3 separate regions of the Homo sapiens genome follow, and all the other regions are linked to region 2. Evidence: chromatin contacts called from ENCODE Hi-C or POLR2A ChIA-PET data. All regions are on one chromosome and are shown on one strand. The core of a region is the stretch at or near the end of the contact, and the rest is flanking DNA. Distances in the headings are between cores, read along the strand shown.

Region 1 (3,530 bases), core at 137-2,636, 140 kb before region 2:
GGCTGGCCCTTTCGTCTGGAGTGTCAGCCTCCTCTCACCTGCCCCCAGGAGGCTTCCTCCTTCTTCTTTTAACTGCTTGCACATCTTTAAGACTCAGCCTTGGAGACACGTCTTTTAAAAAGCCTTGAATGGGCCTGGGAAGTGGCTCACACCTGTAATCCCAGCACCTTCAGAGGCCAAAGTGGGAGGATCACTTGAGGCCAGGAGTTCAAGACTAGCCTGGACAACATGGTGAAAGCCCGTCTCTACTAAAAACACAAAAATTAACCGGGTATGATGGCACACACCTGTAATCCCAGCTACTCAGGAGCCTGAGGCATGAGAATCACTTGAACCTGGGGAGGCTGCAGTGAGCCAAGATTGAACACCACTGCTCTCCAGCCTGGGCAACAGAGCAAGACTCTGTCTCAAGAAAAAAAAAAAAAAAGATACCTTCTCTGACCACTCCCTCTATTCTTCCCTTTCCCATAACACTAAGTCATATGCGCCCAAAACAATTTGTGCACATCTCCATCAGTGAGTGGTTTTCCATGATGGTCATCCTCCCCGACTAGGCTGGTGTATTCTAGTGTGCTCACCTTTGGGGGTCTCTACTACTGATTATTTGCAAGACCTAAGGCAACTTATTTCACTTTGTAAGCTTCTGTTTCCTCAACTACAAAACCAGGTTATTAATAGAAATTGTATGTAAGGAACCTAGCACAATGCTTGATATACAGTAAGTGCAAAGTATGTTAAATGTTTAATAAATTAATGTCATAGGAACACCATTAGAAAACTCCTTAAAAGAAAAATATTTATTTTTTAAGCACTTGTAGGGACAAGGAGCTTGTCCCCTTGTTTGATAATTCTATTTATAGTGTAACTGAAGCCATCGTAGTTTGACTCACACTAGTTTTATTGACAAAAATGAGTGCCCTCTGCCCCTACTCCCAGTGTCCCCTGTTCTGCTAAAGAATCTTGAGACTCTCTCAAGGTGCTCTGTCATGTGTATTCAGAAACTGGTCCCTCTGGGGCAAAGCTGTTCTCAGCTGGTGCCTGTGGCTGCCACCACTGCTGTGGCCTGAGGACAGAAGTCATAACCCTCCTCTGCTTTGCCTCAGGGGTTGGTTGTGGACCTTTCCCCTTAATTCCTCTCAGGACATCAGAAGTCAAAATATTTGAGACACTGATCAGATCACAATAAAGGTTCAGGGACAATGGAAAGGAAACAGAAAACAGAGAATAAGTCAGTGCCAGGCACAGGTCCTTCCCCCTCCAGGAGGAAGTGCCCTGGGGACTCAACAGTCACCTTTCCTGGGAAATCCAGTCAGACTGACTCTAGTCCCAGCATTCTGATTTCCCGCCCCATGACTGACCTCTTCTGAGGACAGCTGGCAGTGAGCAGTTCCAGTCCCTTCAGGGGAAACCCCACCTGCATAATCTCAGGGTGATTCATCGCCAGTGCAATTCCCCAAAGCCCCATCATTCAGTCTTGCCTGTTGCCACTCTGTTGATCATGAAAATCGTGGCTACCACATCTAGTTTACTAAACAATCCTTGTTCGTAGGAAGTACAGGCGTGAAATAATTTATTTTTCTACAGTCACTTGCCTTCAGTTCTGCCATGTTCACGATCTCTCTGCTGAGTTCCCTGACAATATCTTGGTTAGATCTCTAGGGTTCCAGTCACTTTCAAAGATTAACAGCCCGATTCGGTATAGTCTGTGAACGCTGAAGGTCTGAGACAGGGCTCGGTTAATTTAGAAAGTTTATTTTGCCAAGGTTGAGGATGCACCCATGACACAGCCTCAGGAAGTCCTGAAGACATGTGCCCAATGTGGTCGGGGCACAGCTTGGTTTTATACATTTTAGGGAGACATGAGACATCAATCAACATATGTAAGAAGTACATTGGTTCCATCTGGAAAGGCAGGACGACTTGAAGTAAAGGCAGGAAGACTCGAAGCGGGGAGGGAGCTTCCAGGTCACAGATAGCTGATACACAAACGGTTACATTCTTCTGGATTTCTGATTAGCCTTTCCAAAGGAGGCAAGTCAGATATGAATCTATCTCAGTGAGCAGAGGGGAGACTGCGAATAGAATGCGAGACACGTTTGCCCTAAGCAGTTTCCAGCTTGAGTTTTCCTTAGTGATTTTGGAAGCCCAAGATATTTTCCTTTCGCAAGTCCAATTTAAAGCTTCCGTCTGGGTCCAATGCAATGACCAATGTCCACTCCGCCAGCCCTGGCCAGCCCCCACCAGAGGGACTCAGGGTGTGGAGTAGCACACCTGCTCCGGCAGCATCCTCCTCTATTCTGTGCAGTCCTCCCATCTGTGTGGACTAGTGAGGAGGAACAGGAGAGACAGACAAGTGTTTCTCACCTGCCTGGCCAGGGCTGGCAGCTGGTGGCAGACATCCAAATACTGGCTTCCTCACTGATGCTTATGTGAATTTTCCAGAAGCCCCACAGATGCCTCCCACTTCACAGTCTCTACCATCTGCTCCTACCCTTGGTGATTCACCCCACTGGTTTTTATTGTTGTTGTTGTTACCAGGGTCCACTTTCCTGGCAGCCAGTTCTCTTGGGTGGGATATGGGTGAGACAGGCTCAAGGCTGGCTGCTTTCTATGCGTTCCTTTGATCTGTGAAATCACACTTCCATCACCAAATGCTAAATGGTAGGCATGGGAGCTGCAGCACTCTACCCTTTCTCTCTGCCTCCTTCCAATTCTCTTTTCTACTTGTCACATTGGACAGAGGTGGGCCAGGCCGTCTACGTATAAGCAGACATCAAATTGGTGAGTGAGGAGGGAGCAGGAAAAGCACCTCCTCACTCTGCAGCCCCCCCAAGGAAGCAGATGACTCACCAACAGTCTCTCCTCTTGCCCCGATCTGTTTATATGGACTGGAAGCAGGTGGTAGAGATGAAGATTAGGGAAGCAGAGGAAGTTCAGCCACTTCTTAACCAGCCCTGAAAGGGATTCCTGATCCCCATTCATTTACTTTTCTTAATTGTTTGCTCCTTGACACTTCTTTGCCTCAGCTTTGGATTCCAGTTGTCAATTCCAGAGCAACAAGAAAAATGCCGGCCGGGCGCGGTGGCTCACGCCTGTAATCCCAGCACTTTGGGAGGCCGAGGCGGGAGGATCACGAGGTCAGGAGATCGAGACCATCCCGGCTAAAACGGCGAAACCCCGTCTCTACTAAAAATACAAAAAATTAGCCGGGCGTAGTGGCGGGCGCCTGTAGTCCCAGCTACTTGGGAGGCTGAGGCAGGAGAATGGCGTGAACCCGGGAGGCGGAGCTTGCAGTGAGCCGAGATCCCGCCACTGCACTCCAGCCTGGGCGACAGAGCGAGACTCCATCTCAAAAAAAAAAAAAAAAAAAGAAAAATGCCTACCAGTGTTGTGTTGTCACTATGAAACCCTAGACATTGTAGTAGGGCCTTTATACACAGAATCTCTATGTAAGCCTCAAAACCTTATTTTTTGCCCTAATTTTGTTGGTTAGGAAATAGCAACTCGGATAGTTCAAGTACATTTCTCAA
Region 2 (3,312 bases), core at 383-2,882:
CCATGCATCTGGCATAAGGCTGTATCTGTCCGAAAGAGGGAGCACCCATTCTAAATTAAGCACCCAGAGTGGGTGCTGTTTCTTATCTGCATAGAGGCCTGTATGGGCTAGAGGCAGCCCTAAAGTGAGAACATATTCAAATCCTGGAATGCTAAAATTCAGGGGCACCCATTGAAATTCTATGTAAGTAGTTTAAAGATAAATAAAAGATGGCATTACTTTATACAGTGGGTAGTAAACATATGGAACTCATTATCCTCAAGATGTTGCATAGTCCACAAATATAAATAGGATAAAGAAAGATTTAGATAAATTCATCCTTGTTAGATTCATATGAGCTGCTAGAGCATTGTTAGAAACACACAGGGAACGTTTCCAAATGCTTTCAGGGAAAATACCATGTTTGTCTTTAAAATGTCCTGCAGTGCCTGTGCCATGGACTGAACACAGCAAATCTCTGGTTATCCAGGTTTCTCAGGGATATCAACATCTACAGTAACCAAGCTTTCCAACTGACTGGAAGTTAAGCTAGTACATTATGTCTCTTTCTTTCTTTCTTTCTTTCTTTCTTTCTTTCTTTCTTTCTTTCTTTCTTTCTTTCTTTCTTTCATTGTTGTTTTTTGTTTGTTTGTTGGATTGAGTCTTACTCTGTCACTTAGGCTGGAGAGCAGTGGTGTAATCATAGCTCACTGTAACCTTGAACTACTGGGCTCAAGCTATTCTCCCACCTCAGCCTCCCAAGTAGCTGAGACCACAGGTGTGTGCCACCACACTTAGCTAATTTTTAAAATTTTTTTTGCAAAGATAGGGCCTTGCTATGTTTCCCAGTCTGGTCTTAAATTCCTGGCCTCAAGTAATCCTCCTGCCTGGGCCTCCCAAAGTGCTGGGATTATAAGCATGAGCCACCATGCCTGGCCATATTTTCTTTATATTAACAAATTGTGTAAAAGTCTTTCTCAGCAGTGGCATGAATTTTTATGTGCTCTTACACAAGTTTGACAAACTTAACATTTTCTTGAGGACTTGGAGCTATCATGATGAACACCCATAATTGTACTGAGTATGATTTCTTAGGAGAAAGTGATTTCTTAGGACCCAGGACATCAGCTGAGATTTGCGGCACTATTTGACCATGACCTGGTTCCAGGGAGCTATGGTGGATTTTTCCTTTGATTTCTTTCAGTGTTTATGCTTGCTTCAAAGAAAATTTTTGGTCTTCCATGTTCTTCAGGCTTCCATATTCCCTATTGTGAATGTGATTGCAGAAAAAAACCTTTCACTCTTAATTTGCCACCCTACCTCTTTGACCTCAGAGGAAAGCATTCTACTTTCCACTTTGTCATGTCATCTCAGTGTGAAACAGACCTTCGCTTACTTCATTCTAGCCCCCAGAGACAAAGTTGCACTTTTAACAAGTTTAACTGAAGGCTGGGGAATAACAGAGGGGAAGCACATTTTTGTACTACTACTGCTAGCTTACTCCTGAACCCAGAGAGGCTGGAACCCACTCTCAGTCCTCAATAGGGATATGCCTGTTTAGTTCCCATCCCTATCAACCCAAACTTGGAAGCAGGCCAAAGATATCCATAACTCCAAGCACAGATCCATGGCCAGGCGCCAAAGAGGGAATGGCCTACTTCTTCACTTATCATTTATTGGCACCAGCATCTTAGTACTTTTCCTAAAATTACAAGACCAGTAAAACCATGAACATGTCCCATGGCACCCATTAGGACAATGCGTGAAAACACAACAGTCCAACATCAATACACTGTAGATGATTCAACCTGATGTGGCTCTCAGACATTGACAGTCCAGGCCTGGTTGAGCTCTACCAAGTCCAGTTCTGCTCTTCTGTGTGGTCTGTCTGATAGCAGGAGATGCAAATCTTGCCTGCACATCCTACATGAAATCGCCAGATTTTGCTTCTAAGTAAGAATATACACAAATCTCCAAATGAATATGTGATACTTTAAGTCCCAGTATAATCCAAATTTACACTTTGAAGACAATCAGTATTTATCTAAGGAAGACGCAACATGCAGAGATACATTCCTGTAGATTACAAAACAGGCGTTTAAAATCTGTTGAGTTAAAATACAGATGTTAGCCACTCAGAGTCACCCTGGCTGAAAATCACCAATTCAGAACAAGGCCTTCATTTATGTTTGAATACCTAAATGACTCATTCTGATTGTTTTCTCAAAATGAAAGAACAATCTTCCCTAAAAGTGATTGCCAGCTGTCATCTCTAGGGATTAAAAAAAAAAAAAAAAGACCTATGACTTTCAAATCACAGAGGTTGCCCTCTCTCCTTCTGCCCATCAAGTTTTTAAAAATCGTTAAGGCTGCATTTCAGTTCAAGCTCCTCTTAGGTAAGTATGACATTTAATAGATTCCAAAACACACTCTATTTTTACATTTCAACATCTCTGACTTCAGGATAGGTCTTATAATCTATGACTTCTCACAATCACATCTAGCCAAGCAGCATTCATGAGATAGTTGCCTCTTAGTTATATGAGAACTTGGTCCATTAAATAACAAGCTTGCTGAAAACGTAGTGACTTGGCTGTTAGTGTCAGGGCCTGACCAGACAGCTGCAAATCTGTAAACAATGGAACTTCTGAGGCCAATTGAGGAAAAAGTGAGGATCTGTTATTGTTAGAAAACCTCCACGAACATCTTCATATGATCGATAAAGCTCCAGAATTAAAACTTGCATACTGTGTGACCATGGTTTAGACAAAAGTCTTAAAGACTATCACAGAGCACTCTTTTAAGAAATGCTTCCTCACCCCTGCTCTTGCTCGTACAGAGTCTGATGCTCTGTAGAAAAGCACATACCAGCAACTCTGAATCAGAAGCCAACCTTCTTCAAATGTGCAGAAGTTTTAAAGAACACTTCAACTAATTTATTTTGATTAATTTACCTTCTTTGGTATGCAAAAAAGAGATAAATGATTTTTTTAAGGTCTATGTCCAAATATCTAATTCTAAGAAAGCCTTACATCATAGTTTAATTGATAGTGGGTTTTTATTCCTTAGAGGCATATAAAATAATGGTGTATATGTAAAAGGAGTATCAGTGGTCTCCCAATATTCCATCTGTTCCCTCATGTGTCCCGGCGCTCTTATAGGTAGGCTGAGCTATGTGATGAGTTCTGGCCAGAGGGATACAGGTGGAAAATGAATTATGTTATTTGTGGGTCAAAGCATAGAAAAACTAGCTCTTGATTCCAGATGTCTTTGCTCACACCACAGTAAACCCTGAAGCCTCTTATAGAGATAATGGAGCCTCTATCAGCTTAT
Region 3 (3,545 bases), core at 430-2,929, 150 kb after region 2:
TCTTCTATTAAAGATTGAATGATTAAAGTGTCAAAAGGTCTTGTGTGCATCAAGAATTATGTTGTTCCAATGAACAGATTCTGATGGTAGGAAGTATATACATTAAATATGTGTTAATTCCTTTCACCTTCTTTTCTTTTTTTTCTTTTTTTTTTTTTGAGAGACAGGGTCTTACTCTGTCACCCAGGCTGGAGTGCAGTGGTGTAATTATGGCACTGCAGCCTCAACCTCCCAGTCTCAAGCAATCCTTCCACCTCAGTCTCCTAAGTAGCTAGGACTACAGACGTGTGCCACCATGCCCAACTAATTTTTGTAGAGATGGGGTTTTTGCCATGTTGCCCAGGCCGTTCTCCAACTCCTGGGCTCAAGTGATCCTCTTGCCTCAGCCTCCCAAAGTGCTGGGATTACAGGCGTGAACCACTGCACCCTGCCTCCTTTCACTTTCTTTACTAGAGAAAAATATCAGTTTCACTTGCTACCCCTTGGAATAGATCTTGCTCTTTGTTTTCCCAAAATGAATAACATTCTGAAAAACCTTCTAAAATTATACTTGTAAGCATTTTTTAATCTCTACAAAGCTCCTAGGTAGACAATGGAACACAACTTAAGGAGACCTGTGTAAGGAGTCAATTTATCTGTTATCCCCAAAAGCCAGATGTCAATGTAGCTGTAAGCTTTGAAAATGTTCATGTCGGTTTTTTAGGTTAAAAAAAATTTAACTGAAGTGAAATTCACATAACACAAAATTAACCATTTTGAAAGTGAACAATTCAGCGGTAATTTACTATATTCACAATGTATATGGCCACCACCTCTATTTAGTTTCCAAATCAGGTTTTTCTTAATAGTGAAAGAAAAACATTTTTTTCCTCCTAGAAAATGTGAAGGTTAAGCAAAATCCAATCTTTTGCTGCTTAGCTATACATGACTTTCTTTAATGTTCTATACCTATTTTTCCTTCATCATTAGTGCCTTCACCTATCCAGCTCAGCGGCTCCAATTCCATTTCATCATCTGAAAAGAAAAAATAATTTGCCCTCAAATCTATTTTCTAAATTAATTTAATTCCTGAGCTCAAAATTCAAAGAAACATTTCTTGTGTTTCAAATGTATAAAATTATGTGATACTTCTGGGTAAAGAGAGCAGATTAAACACATGTAGTTTGAATCCTTCCCTGAACCCACTAAAATGACAATAAACACACACACACCCAAACATACACACACACTGTAAAAGTCATAATTCAAGCTAGAAAGATTAAAGGGCACATAATAGCAATAAAATAAAATTACGGAAAGCAGAAAGTAAACAATTGGTAAAAGACTTGGTAGATCTGAGAAAACTAAAACCTTGGTTGATTATAGGGAAAGCCAAGAACTAATAAAATTTACTACTCGGAATCCCTGAAAGGCTCATGAGTTAGCTATATTAGATTTATATGCAAGTAAGAGAAAGAGTGTATGTGTGAGTAAGTGAGTGAAAGAGAGAGAGAGAGAGAGTGTGTGTGTGTTGGGGGGCGGGGGTGGCAGGGGTTGGGGAGGTGCTCAAATAGAGCTGACTGAAAGTCTAAACCCCAAACAAATGCAGGTTATTTTCCTCTGGAAAGTAAAACACAGAGATTTTGGCCAGGTGCGGTGGCTCACGCCTGTAATTCAAGCACTTTAGGAGGTTGAGGTGGGTGGATCATTTGAGGTCAGGAGTTCAAGAGCAGCCTGGCCAACTTGGCAAAACCCTGTCTCTACTAAAAATACAAAAATTAGCCAGGCATGGTGGCAGGTGCCTGTAATCTCAGCTACTTTAGAGGCTGAGGCAAGAGAATCACTTGAACCCAGGAGCCGGAGGTTGCAGAGAGCCGAGATCACGCCACTGCATTCTCCAGCCTGGGTGACGGAGCAAGACTCTGTCTCAAAAAACAAAAACAAACAAGAAACACAGAGGTTTTCTGGCCATAGAGCACCAAGCAGAGTTGTAAACGGTGCCATGCTGAAAGCAGGGCATCAAGTGAACATACACATCCTGGATTCTGAGCCTTGGCCCCTTTCCCCATCCCACTTTCTTCAGGAGGTTCCCAGAGGCTGGCAAGACTTCCATCCTCTAGGCAGGAAAGTTAAAGCCTCTTCTCTAGAAAATCTGGTTAGCCTAAGAGGAATGACTTCTAGATGCTTATATTGAAACCTCTCCAACTAAACAACACAACCCAATGACCCTACACAGGAACTCAGAGTTATCAAGACCTTCCACTAAATATGAGTAATTACCAAGGATTATAAGACATTTGAGGAAAGTCTGTTACATGAAAAACAGAACCAAAACAGGAAACACTATCAGTCCAGAGAAATCAGAAGCCAAGTAAAAAGGAAAATACTTTTGAATATATGATTATCTTCAGAAATAAGAGAAGATTATGCAACTATGAAACAATACCAGAATAATGTATATTTTTAAAGAAAAAGGATGGACAGATAAAAGGAATACTTGAATAAAAAGCTCTGGAATTTATAAGTATTATAGCATAAATGAAAAATTGAGATGATATGAAAGAAAAATTTAAGGCAATTTCTTAGGAAAATAAAGAACAAGATGCTCATGCTCCCTCTCCCTCTCCCTCTCCCTCCCTCTCCCCACAGTCTCCCTCTCCCTCTCTTTCCACGGTCTCCCTGATGCTGAGCCGAAGCTGGACTGTACTGCTGCCATCTCGGCTCACTGCAACCTCCCTGCCTGATTCCCCTGCCTCAGCCTGCCAAGTGCCTGCGATTGCAGGCGCGCGCCGCCACACCTGACTGGTTTTCGTATTTTTTTGGTGGAGACGGGGTTTCGCTGTGTTGGCCGGGCTAGTCTCCAGCTCCTAATCGCGAGTGATCCGCCAGCCTCGGCCTCCAGAGGTGCCGGGATTGCAGACGGAGTCTCGTTCACTCAGTGATCAATGGTGCCCAGGCTGGAGTGCAGTGGGGTGATCTCGGCTCGCTACAACCTCCACCTCCCAGCTGCCTGCCTTGGCCTCCCAAAGTGCCGAGATTGCAGCCTCTGCCCGGCCGCCACCCCGTCTGGGAAGTGAGGAGCGTCTCTGCCTGGCCGCCCATCCTCTGGGAGGTGAGGAGCCCCTCTGCCTGGCTGCCCAGTCTGGGAAGTGAGGAGCGCCTCTTCCCGGCCACCATCCCATCTGGGAAGTGAGGAGCGTCTCTGCCTGGCTGCCCATCGTCTGAGATGTGGGGAGCGCCTCTGCCCCGCCGCCCTGTCTGGGATGTGAGGAGCGCCTCTGCCCGGCTGCGACCCCGTCTGGGAGGTGAGGAGCGCCTCTGCCCGGCCGCGACCCCGTCTGGGAGGTGAGGAGCGTCTCTGCCCAGCTGCCCCATCTGAGAAGTGAGGAGCCCCTTCACCCAGCAGCCGCCCCGTCTGAGAAGTGAGGAGCCCCTCCGCCCGGCAGCCACCCCATCTGGGAAGTGAGGAGCGTCTCCGCCCGGCAGCCGCCCCGTCCGGGAGGGAGGTGGGGGGTCAGCCCCCGCCCGGCCGGCCGCCCCGTCCGGGAGGGAGGTGGGGGGGGCGC

What was found. Hi-C counts contacts between places; a loop is a spot of excess contacts on that map. ChIA-PET counts read pairs that join two places held with the same protein, here RNA polymerase II (POLR2A). Pooled maps may share reads with other maps.
Region 1: a loop to region 2 is called in a map with no recorded cell type, with 4 times the contacts of the local background. The contact joins two enhancer-like sites. A Hi-C loop is called at or near these places in 4 of 37 single-sample maps with no recorded cell type and 7 of 50 pooled maps. POLR2A ChIA-PET finds 5 or more read pairs at or near these places in 2 of 52 experiments (activated CD4-positive, alpha-beta T cell and activated naive CD4-positive, alpha-beta T cell).
Region 3: a loop to region 2 is called in a pooled map, with 2.1 times the contacts of the local background. The contact joins two enhancer-like sites. A Hi-C loop is called at or near these places in 1 of 50 pooled maps. POLR2A ChIA-PET finds 5 or more read pairs at or near these places in 2 of 52 experiments (A673 and MCF 10A).

The regions. Positions count from the first base shown.
Region 1 is chr2:190,716,812-190,720,341 of GRCh38, reverse strand. No RefSeq gene overlaps it. Among named protein-coding and RNA genes, the nearest start is that of NAB1, 69 kb to the right of the region's middle. Within about 2 kb of position 1,386, at least 5 of the 41 ENCODE cell types and tissues checked have a DNase peak (open chromatin) inside an H3K27ac peak, as active enhancers do.
Region 2 is chr2:190,582,196-190,585,507 of GRCh38, reverse strand. All of the region lies in intron 4 of NEMP2-DT (NEMP2 divergent transcript), which reads right to left. It also overlaps a transcript of NEMP2 not described here. Among named protein-coding and RNA genes, the nearest start is that of NEMP2-DT, 49 kb to the right of the region's middle. RefSeq lists an enhancer at 2,099-2,268. Within about 2 kb of position 1,632, at least 5 of the 41 ENCODE cell types and tissues checked have a DNase peak (open chromatin) inside an H3K27ac peak, as active enhancers do.
Region 3 is chr2:190,430,796-190,434,340 of GRCh38, reverse strand. All of the region lies in intron 2 of MFSD6 (major facilitator superfamily domain containing 6), which reads right to left. It also overlaps a transcript of NEMP2 not described here. Among named protein-coding and RNA genes, the nearest start is that of MFSD6, 24 kb to the right of the region's middle. Within about 2 kb of position 1,679, at least 2 of the 41 ENCODE cell types and tissues checked have a DNase peak (open chromatin) inside an H3K27ac peak, as active enhancers do.